Linked DNA regions of Homo sapiens: region 2 is linked to region 1. A link is a contact called in ENCODE Hi-C or POLR2A ChIA-PET data. All regions are on one chromosome and are shown on one strand. The core of a region is the stretch at or near the end of the contact, and the rest is flanking DNA. Distances in the headings are between cores, read along the strand shown.

What was found. A loop is a pair of places that touch in the nucleus more often than their neighbours do. ChIA-PET counts read pairs that join two places held with the same protein, here RNA polymerase II (POLR2A). Pooled maps may share reads with other maps.
Region 2: a map of CD4-positive, alpha-beta T cell shows a loop between it and region 1 (2.5-fold over the local background). The contact joins the enhancer-like site here to the promoter of DNMT1 in region 1. A Hi-C loop is called at or near these places in 4 of 168 maps with a recorded cell type or tissue (CD4-positive, alpha-beta T cell, CD8-positive, alpha-beta T cell, G401 and 1 more), 1 of 37 single-sample maps with no recorded cell type and 5 of 50 pooled maps. POLR2A ChIA-PET finds 5 or more read pairs at or near these places in 22 of 52 experiments (A549, CD4-positive, alpha-beta T cell, CD4-positive, alpha-beta memory T cell and 17 more).

Annotation. Positions count from the first base shown.
Region 1 is chr19:10,192,179-10,199,344 of GRCh38, forward strand. DNMT1 (DNA methyltransferase 1) reads right to left here and starts at 2,775. Exons shown (of 41, transcript NM_001130823.3): 1 at 2,642-2,775. The coding sequence starts at 2,721. RefSeq lists a silencer at 2,479-2,718 and an enhancer at 2,979-3,208.
Region 2 is chr19:10,139,331-10,146,496 of GRCh38, forward strand. It overlaps DNMT1 (DNA methyltransferase 1), which reads right to left. Exons shown (of 41, transcript NM_001130823.3): 28 at 7,021-7,166; 29 at 4,436-4,657; 30 at 2,698-2,890; 31 at 1,775-1,859; 32 at 1,451-1,579; 33 at 716-998; 34 at 346-487. Among named protein-coding and RNA genes, the nearest start is that of EIF3G, 23 kb to the left of the region's middle. Within about 2 kb of position 3,586, at least 6 of the 41 ENCODE cell types and tissues checked have a DNase peak (open chromatin) inside an H3K27ac peak, as active enhancers do; they include CD4-positive, alpha-beta T cell and CD8-positive, alpha-beta T cell, where a contact is called at or near this core.

The sequences.
Region 1 (7,166 bases), core at 1,525-4,024:
AGGAGGCTAAGGCAGGAGGATTGCTTGAGCTCAGGGGTTCAAGGCTGCAGTAAGCCATGACTGTGCCACTGCATTCCAGCCTGGGTGACACAGTGAGATCCTGTCTCTTAAAAAAAAACTGAAAAAAACAAGCTAAGTTAGCCACTAGCATGTGAACCTTTATGTGCCATGCATATTCTCATTTAACCCAATACCAGCTGAAAACCCATGTCATTATTCCTAGACTATGGATATAGAGGTGGCATACGCTTGTTTAAGGTCATTGAGCCAGTGGAGGTCATGTTTTCAAGAAGGCTGGGCAGGCTGGGCATGGTGGCTCACACCCGTAATCCCAACACTTTGGGAAGCTGAGGCAGGAGGATCGCTTGAGGCCAGGAATCGAAGACCAGCCTGAGCAACATGGCAAGACCCCATCTCTACAAAATAAAAAAAAGGAATAAAAAAGGAAGGCCGGGCCCAAACTTCTCTGAATTGGGTGTAACATCATGAAGCCAGGCACTTTCATAATTTCACTTCCATTCCATTTTAAATCAAGTTTTATTTTGGGAGAATACTGGCACAGATGATTCAAGAAGATATATACCCACTAACTGGTTAAGAAGTGGTTTGACTATAATCCCAGCACTTTGGGAGGCTGAGGCAGGTGGATCACGAGGTCAGGAGTTCGAGACCAGCCTGACCAACATGGAGAAACCCCGACTCCACTGAAAACACAAAAATTAGCCAGGCGTGGTGGTGTGCACCTGTAATCCCAGCTACTTCGGAGGCTGAGGCAGGAGAATCACTTGAACCCTGAAAGTGGAGGTTGCAGTGAGCCGAGATCACGCCACCGCATTCCAGCCTGGGTGAAAGAATGAGACTCCATCTCAAACAAACAAACAAAAAAAAGTAGTAGTTAAGGCATGATGGCTCATACTTGTAATCCTAACCTTTGGGACACAAAGGCAGGAGGACTGCTTGAGGGCAGGGGTTTAAGACCAGCCTGGGCAATATGGTGAAACCTCACGTATACAGAAACAAAAACTAAGAAAGTCATCTGGGCATGGTGGTGGGCGCCTGTGGTCCCAGCTACTCAGGAGGCTGAGGATCCCTTAAGCCCAGGAGTTCAAGGCTACAGTGAGTTATAATTGTGCCAGGGCACTCCAGCCTGGACAACAGAGTGAGACCCATCTCTAAAAATAAAAAGTGTTTCTTTTTTTGAGACAGGGTCTCACTCTGTCACCCAGGCTGGAGTGCAATAGCGCGATCTCAGCTCGCTACACACAGCCTCAACCTCTGGGGCTCAAGTGATACTCCCACCTTAGTCTGTTGAGTAGTTGGGACCACAGGCGCACGGCACTACTCCAGGCTAATTTTTGTATTTTTAGTAGACATGGGGTTTTGCCTTGTTGCCCAGGCTGGTCTCAAACTCCTGGCTCAAGAGATTCGTCCGCCACTGCCTCCCAAATTGCTGGGATTACAGGCATAAGCCACAGCACCCAGCCTTCAAAAAAAAAAAAAAAAAGAAAAGAAAAAAAGCGGGGGTTGAACCAAATATCCATCCCTCCCCAAAGACCCAAATCAGAACCGGACTGGCCCAACCAGGTCAGTTAACAAGCCTAAGGAAATAGAAAAATGGCAAAGAGTGCTTTCACAAATCCAGCTGGAAGTGTCCACGCCTGGTGAGGGTTCCTCTGACTCACGCACACCTCACTTGAACAAGTTTTCAGGAATGAACTGATGGCGTTCATGAACAAGGGGCTGGGACCAGTGCTCCCACTGATCCTTGTGCACGGAAGTTGGACAGAGGCATGAACTGCTAAAGCCAGGGCCTCCAACATTAGACACACACTAAAGAACACACCCATGAACACACACAAACACACACGAAAGTGTAGCCAGTTCTCATTAGCAAGACTTCCCTGATGCCCACGGCTCACAGGCACAGATTTACAGGAAAAGACCAACCATGCAGCCTTCACGCTTCCCGGGCCCTGCGCTGCAATGCACGGTTAAAGTTCCTGCCAAAACATGGACTTTCCCAAGGAGCAAGAACCACACAGTCCCAACTGACAGAATGAGTACCCCACGGAAGGCTGGGCTCTCGAACATGAGCCAGCCCAGCCCAGGCCCCGACGGGTGACATCCGTCTCTGGAGGCCGCCATCGAGATGCACAGCTTTGGGGGAAAGGCACTGAGGGACCCCCCACCACAGAAGCGCCCCCGGGGACCGGGCCGGACACCGGAAGTGGAGGCCGAAGTGCCGGTGCCCGAGGGGTGTCCGTTGGCCGCGGGCTGCCCACTTCCTGTGCGACCAAGCTGGAGTCAAGAGCCCGGCCCACCGCTGCTTGAAGAAGGGGACCCCGGAAACGAACCCAAAGCTTGCTGTATTTGGGGATCAAAAGAGAACCCCCACCCCGCCTAGTTTCTAGCCACCAGGGAGCTACGGGGGAATCCACGGTCCATTTTGGCGCCAAACAGCCCGGGCACGCGCGACCGGAAGTGCCACCCTGCCCGCGCCAACTGCCGCTGCGCGCCGCACCACCCCACGCATGCGCGCCCGTCTGTCAGCAGCGGCCACCGGCCACCCCGAGGGGAAGCGACCCCCCACCCAGCGCCCTGCCTGTCCCCCTGAGTCCGTGTTCCCCCCCATGGTACCTACCGCCTGCGGACATCGTCGGGCAGCGAGATGGCCGGGACGGCCAGTGTGGGCACCCGGGCTGGGGCGGTACGCGCCGGCATCTCGGAGGCTTCAGCAGACGCGGCGGCGGCAGCGCAGGCGCCCCGGCTTTTCGCGCGGAAACCGATGGGGAGGGGCGATGAGCGGAGGCGGCGTCTACCACCCCAGTCCGGGCGTGGGGGAGGAGGGGATGTACCAAACGGAGAGAGGCGATACCCTGTGCAGAAGGATGGAACGGAGCCGGCCATGCCCAGGGAACACGCATGCGCAAGGCGGGCACACACCCCCCCCACGCGGAGCAGTGGGCTCGTCCAAGCTCCACGGTTTGCTGGGAGGTGGGCACGGTGCCCGAGGCATTCATTCATTCATTCTTTCAGGTGTGATGGGGATAAAGCAGCGAGAAGCCCCCAAGGGTTTGTGAGAGCCCTTGAGTAAAGTCCTCAGTTCCAATCCAACCTCCATCTATTTGCTGGCTATACGACCTTAGGTGGGTCACTACGGCTCAGCCTCTGTGTCCTCATCTGTAAAACGGGGTAATTGCACCTACTCTAGAAAATCTTGAGTATACACAGAATTTGTAGCTAGTACCAAGAATCTCACAGTGTATAGAGGCCCATGCCACTTCTATACCCAGTGTGTGGGGGGTTTTTTGTTGCCTTTTTTAAGCACCACGTGGCTCACGCCTGTCATCCCAGCACTTTGGGAGGCCAGGGTGGGAGGATCGCTTGAGCCCAGGAGTTTTAGACCAGCCTAGGTAACATAGAGAAACTGCATCTCAAAAAAAAAAAAAAAGAAAGAAAGAAAGAAAGAAAAAAAGAAAAACAAAAATTAGCTAGTCGTTGTGGCATGTGCCCATAGTCCAAACTACTCCAGAGGTTGAGGCAGGAAGATCACTTGAACCGGAGAGGCAGAGGTTGCAGTGAGCCATGATTGTACCACTACATTCCAGCCTGGGAGACAGAGCAAGACCTTGTCTCAAAAAAATAAAAATAAAAAGTAAGAATAAATTAAGAAGCACCATGTCAGGCGCAGTGGCTCACGCCTGTAATCCCAGTGCTTTGAGAGGCCCAGGTGGGAGGATCGCTTGAGGTTAGGAGTTCAAGACCAGCCTGAGCAACATAGGGATACCCCATCTCTACAAAAAATACAAAGATTTGCTGGGCATGGTGACACACACCTGTAATCCTAGCTACTTGGGAGGCTGAGGTGGGAGGATGGCTTGAACCCTGGCAGTGTAGGCTGCAATGAGCCATGATTGGGCCACTGGACTCCTGCCTGGGCGACAGGGTAAGACCCTGCCTCACTCTGTCACCCCGGCTGGCGTGCAGTGGTGAGATCTTGGCTCACTGCAACCTCTGCCTCCCAGGTTCAAGCGATTCTCATGCCTCAGCCTCCCTAGTAGGCTGGGATTACAGGCGTACTCCACCACGCCTGGCTAATTTTTGTATCTTCGGTGGTAGAGACAGGGTTTCACCATGTTGGCCAGGCTAGTCTGGGACTCCTAGCCTCAAGCAGTCCACTTGCCTCAGCCTCCCAAAGTGCTGGGATTATAGGCCTAAGCCACCGTAACCAGCCAGAATTTTTTTTTTTTTTAAAGCACCAGAACATGGGGGAAAGATTGTGTCTTTAACAAATGGTGCTGAGAAAACTGTATAACCACATACAAAAGAATGAAGTTGGACCCTTACCTTACACCATATACAAAAACACAAAACTTATTAAAGATTAAACATAAGACCTGAAACTATAGTGCTCCTAGAAGAAAACATGGGGAAAAGCTTCATGACAATGGATTTGGCAATGATTTCTTGGATATGACAGCAAAACACAGGCAACAAGACAAAAGATAGACAAATGGGTTTGCAACAAACTTAAGGATAGCTATACAGCAAAAGAAATGACCAACAGTGAAAAGGCAACCTACAGAATGGGGAAAAAAAAAGTTTGCAAACTGTATTATCTGGTAAAGGGTTAATATCCGGAATATATGAAAAATTACAGCCAGGCATGGTGGTTCATGCTTGTGATCCCTGCACTTTGGGAGGCCCGGGTAGGCAGATCACTTGAGCCCGGTAGTTTTAGACCAGCCTGAGCAACATGGCAAAACCTCGTCTCTACCAAAAAAAGAAGAAAAAAATTATATAAAAAATAAATTACTACCCGTCAGGCTTGGTGGCTCACGCCTGTAATCCCAGCACTTTGAGAGGCCAAGGCGGGTGGATCACCTGAGGTCAAGAGTTTGAGACCAGCCTGGCCAACATGGTGAAACCCTGTCTCTCCTCAAAATATAAAAATTTGCTGGGCATGGTGGTGTGCCTGTAATCCCAGCTACTCGGAAGGCTGAGGCAGGAGAATCACTTGAACCTGGGATGCGGAGGTTGCAGTGAGCCGAGATTGCACCATTGCGCTCCAGCCTGCGCAACAAGAGAGAAACTCTGTCTCAAATAAAAATTTAAAAAATAATAAATTTCTACAATGCAACAACAAAAACTCGATTTACAAATGAGCAAATGGGCTGGGTGCGGTGGCTCACACCTGTGATCCCAGCACTTTGGGAGGCCCAGGCGGCAGGCGGATCACGCGGTCAGGAGATCGAGACCATCCTGGCTAACGTGGTGAAACCCCATCTCTACTAAAAATACAAAAAATTAGCCAGGCGTGGTGGCAGTCGCCTGTAGTCTCAGCTAATCAGGAGGCTGAGGCAGGAGAATGGTGTGAACCCAGGAGGTGGAGCTTGCAGCAAGCCGAGATTGCACCACTGCACTCCATCCAGCCTGGGCAACAGAGCGAGACTCCGTCTCAAAAACAAACAAAAAGAGCAAATGATTTGAATACATACTTTCCCAAAGGAGATATGCAAATAGAAAACAGGCATATGAAAAGATGCTCAACATCACTGGTCATCAGGGAAATGCAAATCAAAACCACAATGAAATATCCCTAAGACCCCTTAGAATGGCCACTGTCAAATAATAAGTGTTGGTGAAGATGTGGAGAAACTGGAACCCTTGTGCACGGTTGAGAGTCGAATAAAATGGTGGAGCTGCTATGAGAAACAGCATGGAAGTTCCTCAAAAAAATTAAAAATAGAATTATCATATGATCCAGCAATCCCATTTCTGGATATAAATTCAAAAGAATTGAAAAGAGGATCTTAAAGAGATATTTGCATACCCGTCTTCATTGCAGCATTAGTCACAACAGCCAAGAGACAGGAAAAAAAAAAAAAAAGATCATATTGCTGCTAAGAGATGGGGTCTTGCTGTGTTGCCCAGGCAGGTGTCAAACTCCTGGGCTCAAGGCATACTCCTACCTCAGCTTCTTAAGTAGCTGGGACTACAGGTATGTGCCACCACAATGGGCTAACTTTTTATATTTTTTGTAGAGACAGGATTTCTCCATGTTGCCCAGGCTGGTCTCAAACTCCTGAGCTCAAGCGATCTGCTGGCCTTGGCCTCCCAAAGCGCTGGGATTACAGGTGTAAGCCACTGCACCCAGCCTAATTCAGTCTTTAAAAAAGAAAAAATGGCCAGGTGCAGTGGCTCACACCTGTAATCCCAACACTTTGGGAAGCCAAGGCGGGTGGATCACCTGAGGTCAGGAGTTCGAGACCAGCCTGGCCAACATGGAGAAACCCCATCTCTACTAAAAATACAAAATTAGCTGGACATAGTGGCTCATGCCTATAACCCCAGCTACTCCGGAGGCTGAGGCAGGAGAATTGCTTGAACCCTGGAGGTGGAGGTTGAGGTAAGCTGAGATTACACCATTGTACTCCAGCCTGGGCAACAAGAGGGAAACTCCATCTCAAAATAAATAAATAAATAAATAAATAAATAATATAAAAGTAAAAATACAAAATTAGCTGGGTATGGTGGCATGCACCTGTAATCCCAGCTACTTAGGAGGTTAAGGCAAGAGTACTGCTTGAACCCGAGAGGTGGAGGTTGCAGTGAGCTGAGATCACACCATTGCACTCCAGCCTGGGTGACAAGAGTGAAACTCCGTCTCCAAAAAACAAAAGAAAAGAAAAAATATCTTATTATATGCTACAACATGGATGAACCTTGAGGACATTACGCACAGTGAGAGAACCTAATCACACAAAGACAAATACCATACAATTCCACTTATGAAGTATCTAAAGTAATCAAAATCTTAGAAACAGAAAGTAGAATAGTGGTTACCAAGGCCGGGGGGGAAGGAGGAAAAGGAGTTATTGTTCAAGAGTTTCAGTTTTACAAAATGATTCCAGAGATCTGTTGCACAACAATGTGTATATACTGAACTGTACACTGAAAAATTGATAAGATGGTAAATAAAATACTATTAGTAAATGGGGCTAAGTTTTTTTCTTTTTTTTTTTCTTTTTTTTTTTTTTTTGACAGAGTCTCACTCTGTTGCCCAAGCTGGAGTGCAGTGGCACGATCTCGGTTCACTGTAACCTCTGCCTCCTGGGTTCCAGCAATTCTCCTCCCTCAGCCTCCCGAGTAGCTGGGATTACAGG
Region 2 (7,166 bases), core at 2,336-4,835, 52 kb before region 1:
GCTCTGTGCAGACTCAGCCATTCCACAGTGCTCCATGGTGGGCTGCTCACCCTTCCCCATCGAGGGAAAGGAGCCAGGAGCTGCATGGCGAGAAGCCCATTGTAGCCAGCCCTCCCAGGCATGTTCGAGAACACAGCTCAAGAGACACTAGCGGTGGACTTGCTGGGGGCCGGCTGAGCACGCATCTCCCCTGACTCCGCCAGTGGGACAGAGCACCATGCCAGCCTCTGCTGCCTGGATGGCAGGCCTATGCCATTGAACCCTGCCTTCAGTAAGGGATGGCTGGCTGCTGGCCGGGTCACGTGCTGGCCACATCTGTCTGCCCGCCCCAGCCCCAGGGCCCACCTGCAGCACGCCGAAGGTGCACTGATAGCCCATGCGGACCAGGCAGCGGAGGGTGAGCTTCAGGACCATGGAGCGCTTGAAGGAGACAAAGTTCCTGACATTCTCCAGGAGGAAGAACCGGGGCCGGTAGTAGTCGCAGTAGCTGTAGGGGGCAGGAGAGACTGCAGGAGTCACCTCCACAGACAGAGGGAAGAAACGACCCACTGTGCCGGAAGCCCCTCACGAATGTTATCAAAGTCTCTCCCTGGTGAGAGCTGAGCTGTGAGCTTCCGGGGGGCAGAGGCCTCAGTGCAGGGCGAAAATGACCACTGCTGACATGCGGCACAGCCCCGGGCCGTCTGGCAACACTGGGGGGCTTCTACCCGTTTACCTGAGGAAGGAAACCACCAGAGAGTTTTTGAACTTGGAGTAGGTGCGCGAATTGAAGCGGTTCATGCCGCTGAAGCCCTGGCAGGGCGGCCCGCCGCACAGCATCTCCACGTCTCCCTTCTGGGGCAGCCGCTGGCCGCGGGAGTTGGTGGTCTCCCCAGCCATGACCAGCTTCAGCAGGATGTTGCAGTCCTCTGTGAACACTGTGGAGCCGGGGTTGTTCAGCCGGAACGCCTGGGCCGCAGGGTCCCACATCTCGATGGCCCACAGCGTGTCAGAGATGCCTGGCAGATCAAGCACGAAGCCATGCTTTCAACTCTCCAGAAGATTTTTTTTTTTTTTTGAGATGGAGTCTCGCTCTGTCACCCAGGCTGGAGTGCAGTGGTGTGATCTTGGCTCACTGCAAGCTCTGCCTCCCAGGTTCAAGCGATTCTCCCACCTCAGCCTCCTGAGTAGCTGGGACTACAGGCACACACCACCACGCCCAGCTAATTTTTGTATTCTTATTAGAGACGGGGTTTCACCATGTTGGCCAGGATGGTCTCAAACTCCTGACCTCATGATCCACCCACCTCGGCCTCCCAAAGTGCTGGGATTACAGGCGTGCGCCACCGTGCCTGGCCTCGGAAGGAGATTCTTGAGTCAGGAAGGTGACCGGGGTTGGAAGTCGTTTCAGGTAGCACCTGCCCGGTCTGGGCTCACCAGGTATTCAGAGATGGAGCCTACGGGCGCTCACCTGCTTGGTGGAATCCCTCCGACAACCCCCCGCAGCCAGAAAACACATCCAGGGTCCGCAGCTTGGGCAGCTTGATCTCTATCTCTGGCTCGCTCGGCTCACAGGCTTGGGACTTGGGCTTGCCCTTCCCTGGGGGAGAGAGGCCAGAGGCTAAACCCGATCCTCAGAGTCCAAGTCCACCTTGCTCTCAAGCGCCTTGTTAACTCAGGCGGCCTCGCTGTCCCAGAGTCAGTAACACCAGAGGTGGTTTTACACTGAGGGATTCACAGGCAGCCTCCAAGTTACAGAAGAATAACTTGAAAAGAAACTCATACAATGACGTACCTTTTCCCTTGCCCTTCCCTTTGTTTCCAGGGCTACGGGCATGGTTGGGAGGATCTTCAAAGCTTTTGCTCTTTGCATTATAGGCCTGAAAAGGAGAGAACTGCAATCGTTTGGGAGAGAAACGCACTGTCCCCTCTCTAACGCAGACTAGTAAGAAGGCAATTTGATAGTCACTTAATTTCTCCCTCAGTGGGGCCATGACCAATTAGCCACCAATAAGAGTAGTTTGACTTTGCTACAATAGAAACTTAAAACAATCCATTTTATTAATACTAACATTTGATCTGGCTGACACTGAAATGCCTATTACAAGCACTTGAGAGTACCTTCTAGAACAGGAAAAAGTGCTATGCAGAATCTGCTGTCCAATTGGGCTACCTCATCCATGCCTGGGAGAACGTGGATGTATCGTTTTAAGGTAACAACACGGAAAGGCCAAGCCCCAACAATTTACAAGTCATGAGCTTGATCAGCTGACTCGTGGGCCCTCTCCATAACGAGGGCCACCCGCACAGGCATGTGGGCTGGGCCTGGACGTAGGCGCCTGGCCCAAGGGACCCAGGAGCAGGGGCACCTTCTCCAACTCATACTAAGACACCAGTCAGGCTGGTGGAAGCTGCCTCATGGTCCTCAACGTTCAGTTGCACCAAGACACTAAAACGTTAGGTTCTCTAATGACGTACTTTTTAAAAACCAGGAGTGTTAAACTCCGGGACCACTTGAATCTCATACAACTTGTGCTCTGGAGAACCCTGCTCAGACCCCCGTAAAGCTCCTGCAGAACAGCTTCACGTCAGCCAACCACCCACTTCTTACAAAAGCTGAAACCCTGCAGCCAAGCCGCCTTGTGTATAACCCGACATCAGACTCCTTCTGGCCAACTTTGACCCCGAAGCCTTCCCTCTAGCAAGCAGGGGCACCACCTCGAGGAAGTAGAAGCGGTTGGGGCCGCCCATGGAGTACACCTGGACGCACTCGGGCAGGTCCTCCCCATACTCCACGGTGCAGCGGCCCTGCACAGCCTTGAAGTCCACCACGGCCTCCTCGTCGCTCCAGTAGAGCAGGTTGATGTCTGCGTGGTAGCTCGCTGGAGTGGACTTGTGGGTGTTCTCAGGCCTGCGAGCGGGAGAGGCCTCGTTAGGAGCTCTCCTTTGTGGTGAGCTTATGCTGAATTAAACAGTACCATGTTCCTGGGGTGCTCAGGGAACTGCAGGGTAAAGACCCCCTAGTTCGAGAACCGCAGGGTAAAGACCCCCTCAGTTAGGGAACTGCAGGGTAAAGATATCTCCTCCCCACACTGGGGAACTGCAAGGTAGACTCCCCCCCATTTAGGGAACTGCAGGGTAAAGACCCCCCCTAGTTAGGGAACCACAGGGTAAAGATCCCCCAAGTTAGGGAATCGCAGGGTAAAGACCCCTCCCAGTAAGGGAATCACAGGGTAAAGATATCCCCTCCTCACATTAGGGAACTGCAAGGTAGATTCCCCCACAATTAGGGAACCGCCAGGTAATGACCCCCGACCCAGTTGGGAACCGCAGGGTAAAGACCCCCCAGTTATGGAACCGCAGGGTAAAGACCTCCCCAGTTAGGGAGTCATAGGGTAAAGACCCCCCTACTTAGGGAACCGCAGGTAAAGATAACCCCTCCCCAAATGAGGGAACTGCAAGGTAGATTCGCCCCCAATTAGGGAACCACAGGGTAGAGACCCCCCAACCATTAGGTCAGCTTGGCTGCTTGCTCTGCACGCCTGGCCCTGCCCTGCTGTGTCCGCCTGCCGGTAGCAGCCTCTCGAGTGTGTTTCTCTCACCTGTACCACTCACAGCCCTTGTTTTATTTCCTGTTATTACAAAGGCTTCAGGAAATCTTTGATCTATGTTAGCTAAGAGGTGAGGCAAGTGTATAGCTTCCTGTACAGGCTAGTTTCAGGTTAATGCCTAATCACCGCAAGTTACTCGGGTCTTAGAAAAAGAAAACGTAATAGGCCAAAAGCTTAGGAAAGAGAAAAAATCCCAGAGACAGAAAGGAGGACCTGGGAAGAGGTGGGGACAGCGGGACAGAACCTGGACAGTCATAGATGGAGCTTGGGAGGTTCTCTGGGGGTGCCCAGGCACTCTACCCGTTTTTTCTTTTGAGACGGGGTCTGGCTGTCACCCAGGCCGGAGTGCAGTGGTGGGATCATGGCTCACTACAGCCTCAAATTCCTGGGTTTCAGTGATCCCTTCAGCCTCAGCCTCCCAAGTAGCTGGGATTACAGGCGTGTGCCACCACGCCCAGCTAGTCTTTTTTTTTTTTTTTTTTTGGTAGGGCCGGGGTCTCACTACGTTTCCTCAAGCTGGTCTTGAACTCCTAGACTCAAGTGATCTTCCTGCCTCAGCCTCCCAAAGTGCTAGGATTAGAGGCGTGAGCTACAGTGCCCAGCCAGCTTAAGGATTTCTTTTGGAAAAAGGGCTCTGCAACATTAAAATAAGGACCTAAAAGTGAGGGCTGGGAACTAGAATTCTAGTCATTATCAGTGCCCACCGATAATCAGAAACACTTGGAAAAACAGCTACTTCAACCTAACTCTTAGAACAACTGTGGGTGCTATGCCACAACCTTGTTTCAGGCAGAGCCTTCTAGAAGAGTCTGTGGCCTCGTGGAAGAACAGAGGCCTCTGCTGACCTGTAGAACTTGTTGACCCGGATTTTGATGTCAGTCTCATTGGGCCTGCCGTTGCTCTTCTTGGGACAGAAGATCTCTTTGATCCGGCCAATTCGGTAGGGCTCAGGGGCATCCAGGTTGCTGCCTTTGATGTAGTCGGAGTATTTCCGGTAGTGCTCTGGGTACAGGTCCTCATCCACGGGCTCCTTCCGTGGGCGTTTCACGGGACTGGACAGCTTGATGCTGCAGAGAAGCACCCACTTGACATCAATGAACCTTCCACCTTGCAGTGGTCAGTCAGGCATGACTGACCAGTGAAAATAACCATTTAAAGTCAAGCACCTGATGAATTAAGGTAGGTGTGTACCCTAAGAAATGATTTAGGCTGGGCATTGTGGCTCACGCCTGTAATCCCAGCACTTTGGGAGACCAAGGCAGGTGGACCACAAGGTCAGAAGTTCGAGACCACCCTGGCCAACACGGTAAAACCCTGTCTCTACTAAAAATACAAAAATTAGCCGGGTGTGGTGGTACATGCCTATAATTCCAGCTACTTGGGAGGCTGAGGCAGGAGAATTGCTTGAACCCAGGAGGCAGAGGTTGCAGTGAGCTGAGATTGTGCCACTGCACTCCAGCCTGTGTGACAGAGCAAGACTCCATCTCACAGAAAAAAAAAAAAAAGATTTAGCTGCAGATTTAGTCTCACAGTTTGAAGCACGCATTCACCCTCTGCGCATTACTGGCTACGGTGGTGGCTGACACTGCTCAAATACCCCAGGCTCCTGCCTCCCGACTACTTGGCATCTTGTGTTTCCTGGCATGTGACGTGGGCAGAAGTGACCAAAGAGGATGTCACTGCCTGGGGAATGTCCTGTGTGCTTTCCCTTGGGCTCAAACACTGGCAACTTCTGACTCCAGCGGCCCAGATATCCAAGGGACACAACAGGTGGAGTCCTCTGCTGACCTGTGATGGGCACCTCGTATGAGCGAGACAGCGGCTACCGTGGTTTTTGTTGAGAGAGTTTCACTCTGTCACCCAGGTTAGAGTGCAGTGGCACAATCTCGGCTCACTGCAACTCCTCCTCCCAGGTTCAAGCGATTCTCGTGCCTCGGCCTCCCAAGTAGCTGGGATTACAGGTGCCCACCACCACACCCAGCTAACCCTGGCTAATTTATTTTTAGTAGAGACAGGTATGTCGGCCAGGCTGGTCTTGGTCTTGAACTCCTGACAGGCATGAGCCACCGCACCCAGTCCAGCTTCTGTGGTTTTAAGTCACTGTGATTTGGGGTTGTTGCTATGATACAACCTACGCTACCCTGACTAAGGCTCTGATCTAGAAGCGACACTGGAGGCCAATGTAAGGCGCCACAGGGCCTGGGACAATGGGAGTGTGGTCTGACTAGTGTGGAAAAGCTGTTCTTTGAAGAAGGCCTGCCGTTAGGGAAGTCAGCTGTCACGTTCTCCCCACTAGGCCCCCCAGGAGTCTGACGGGCCCCAAAGGCGTCTCTGTGCTGACTCTCCCACTTTGCCAGGAGCAACTGGCAGAAAACACTACGGGGAGGTGTCCCCTTCCCACCAAGGACAACCAGAGGGGGTAACGCGCCCCAACTGTGCCAAGGCTGGAGGGAACCTGCTTCTCCAGTTCTCATAATTCACAGTAACTGAACTAAGGCAAGGGAGCTGGGGCTCTAAGGAAATGGAATTGTGAGCCGGGAAGGCATCTGGAAAACGTTGGCTGTAATTCCAACCACACGCTGATTCTTAGAAAAAACACAGAATGGATCAGTGTGGAAACGATCTGTGGCTTTAGGTTTTTCCTGGAAGAGCCTCGATCCTCTGACACAGAGAAGTCATCTGATGTGATTCCCTCTAACCAAGAAGTAACTCATGTCCGTTAAACCTTTACTTTAAGCCAGGTACTGTATGGAGCACTTTCAACTCACTCAACCCTTCGAGCCCCAGCAGGCAAGATCCCACTCTCCCACTTCACAGTAGGGGACGGAGAGGAGGTGTCCTTGGGCAGAGGCAGAACTTGGGGGTGGGCCCCCAGCTGTCCCTCGCGCTTTATCCAGTAAGTTCTTTTTTTTTCTTTTTTTATTTTGAGACGGAGTCACACTCTGTTGCCCAGGATGGAGTGCAGTGGCATGATCTTGGCTCACTGCAACCTCTGCCTCCCAGGTTCAAGTGATTCTCCTGTCTCTGCCTCTCGAGTAGCTGGGACTACAGGCGCGCACCACCACACCCGGCTAATTTTTGTATTTTTAGTAGAGACGAGGTTTCACCATGTTGGCCAGGCTGGTCTCAGACTCCTGACCTCAGATGATTCCCCACTGCCTCGGCCTCCCAAAGCGCTGGGATTACAGGCGTGAGAAACCACACCCAGCCAAACCAGCGAGTTGACTTTTACGCTCAGCTTTGCTCTGCAATAGCATCATGGTCAGTCTACACGATTTATGTTGTCTGTTTGCCACCTATGCCAACGTGACGGCTAGGACAACAGCTGGTGCGGAGGGATTGGCAATGTCTGTAAGGAGGGGGACACCACAAAGCCAGCCTGGCTCAGCCTGGAGCGCCCTGGCCCCGGCTGCTCCGAGGGGGCACTTACTTGAACGTGAAGGCCTCAGGGGGCAGGTACACACCATCACCAACTCGGTACAGGATGCCGTTCTTGGTGGCTGAGTAGTAGAGGACCCGGCTATCCAGGTCCTCGAGCTGCTCCAGGACCCTGGGGATTTCTTTTTGCCTCATCTC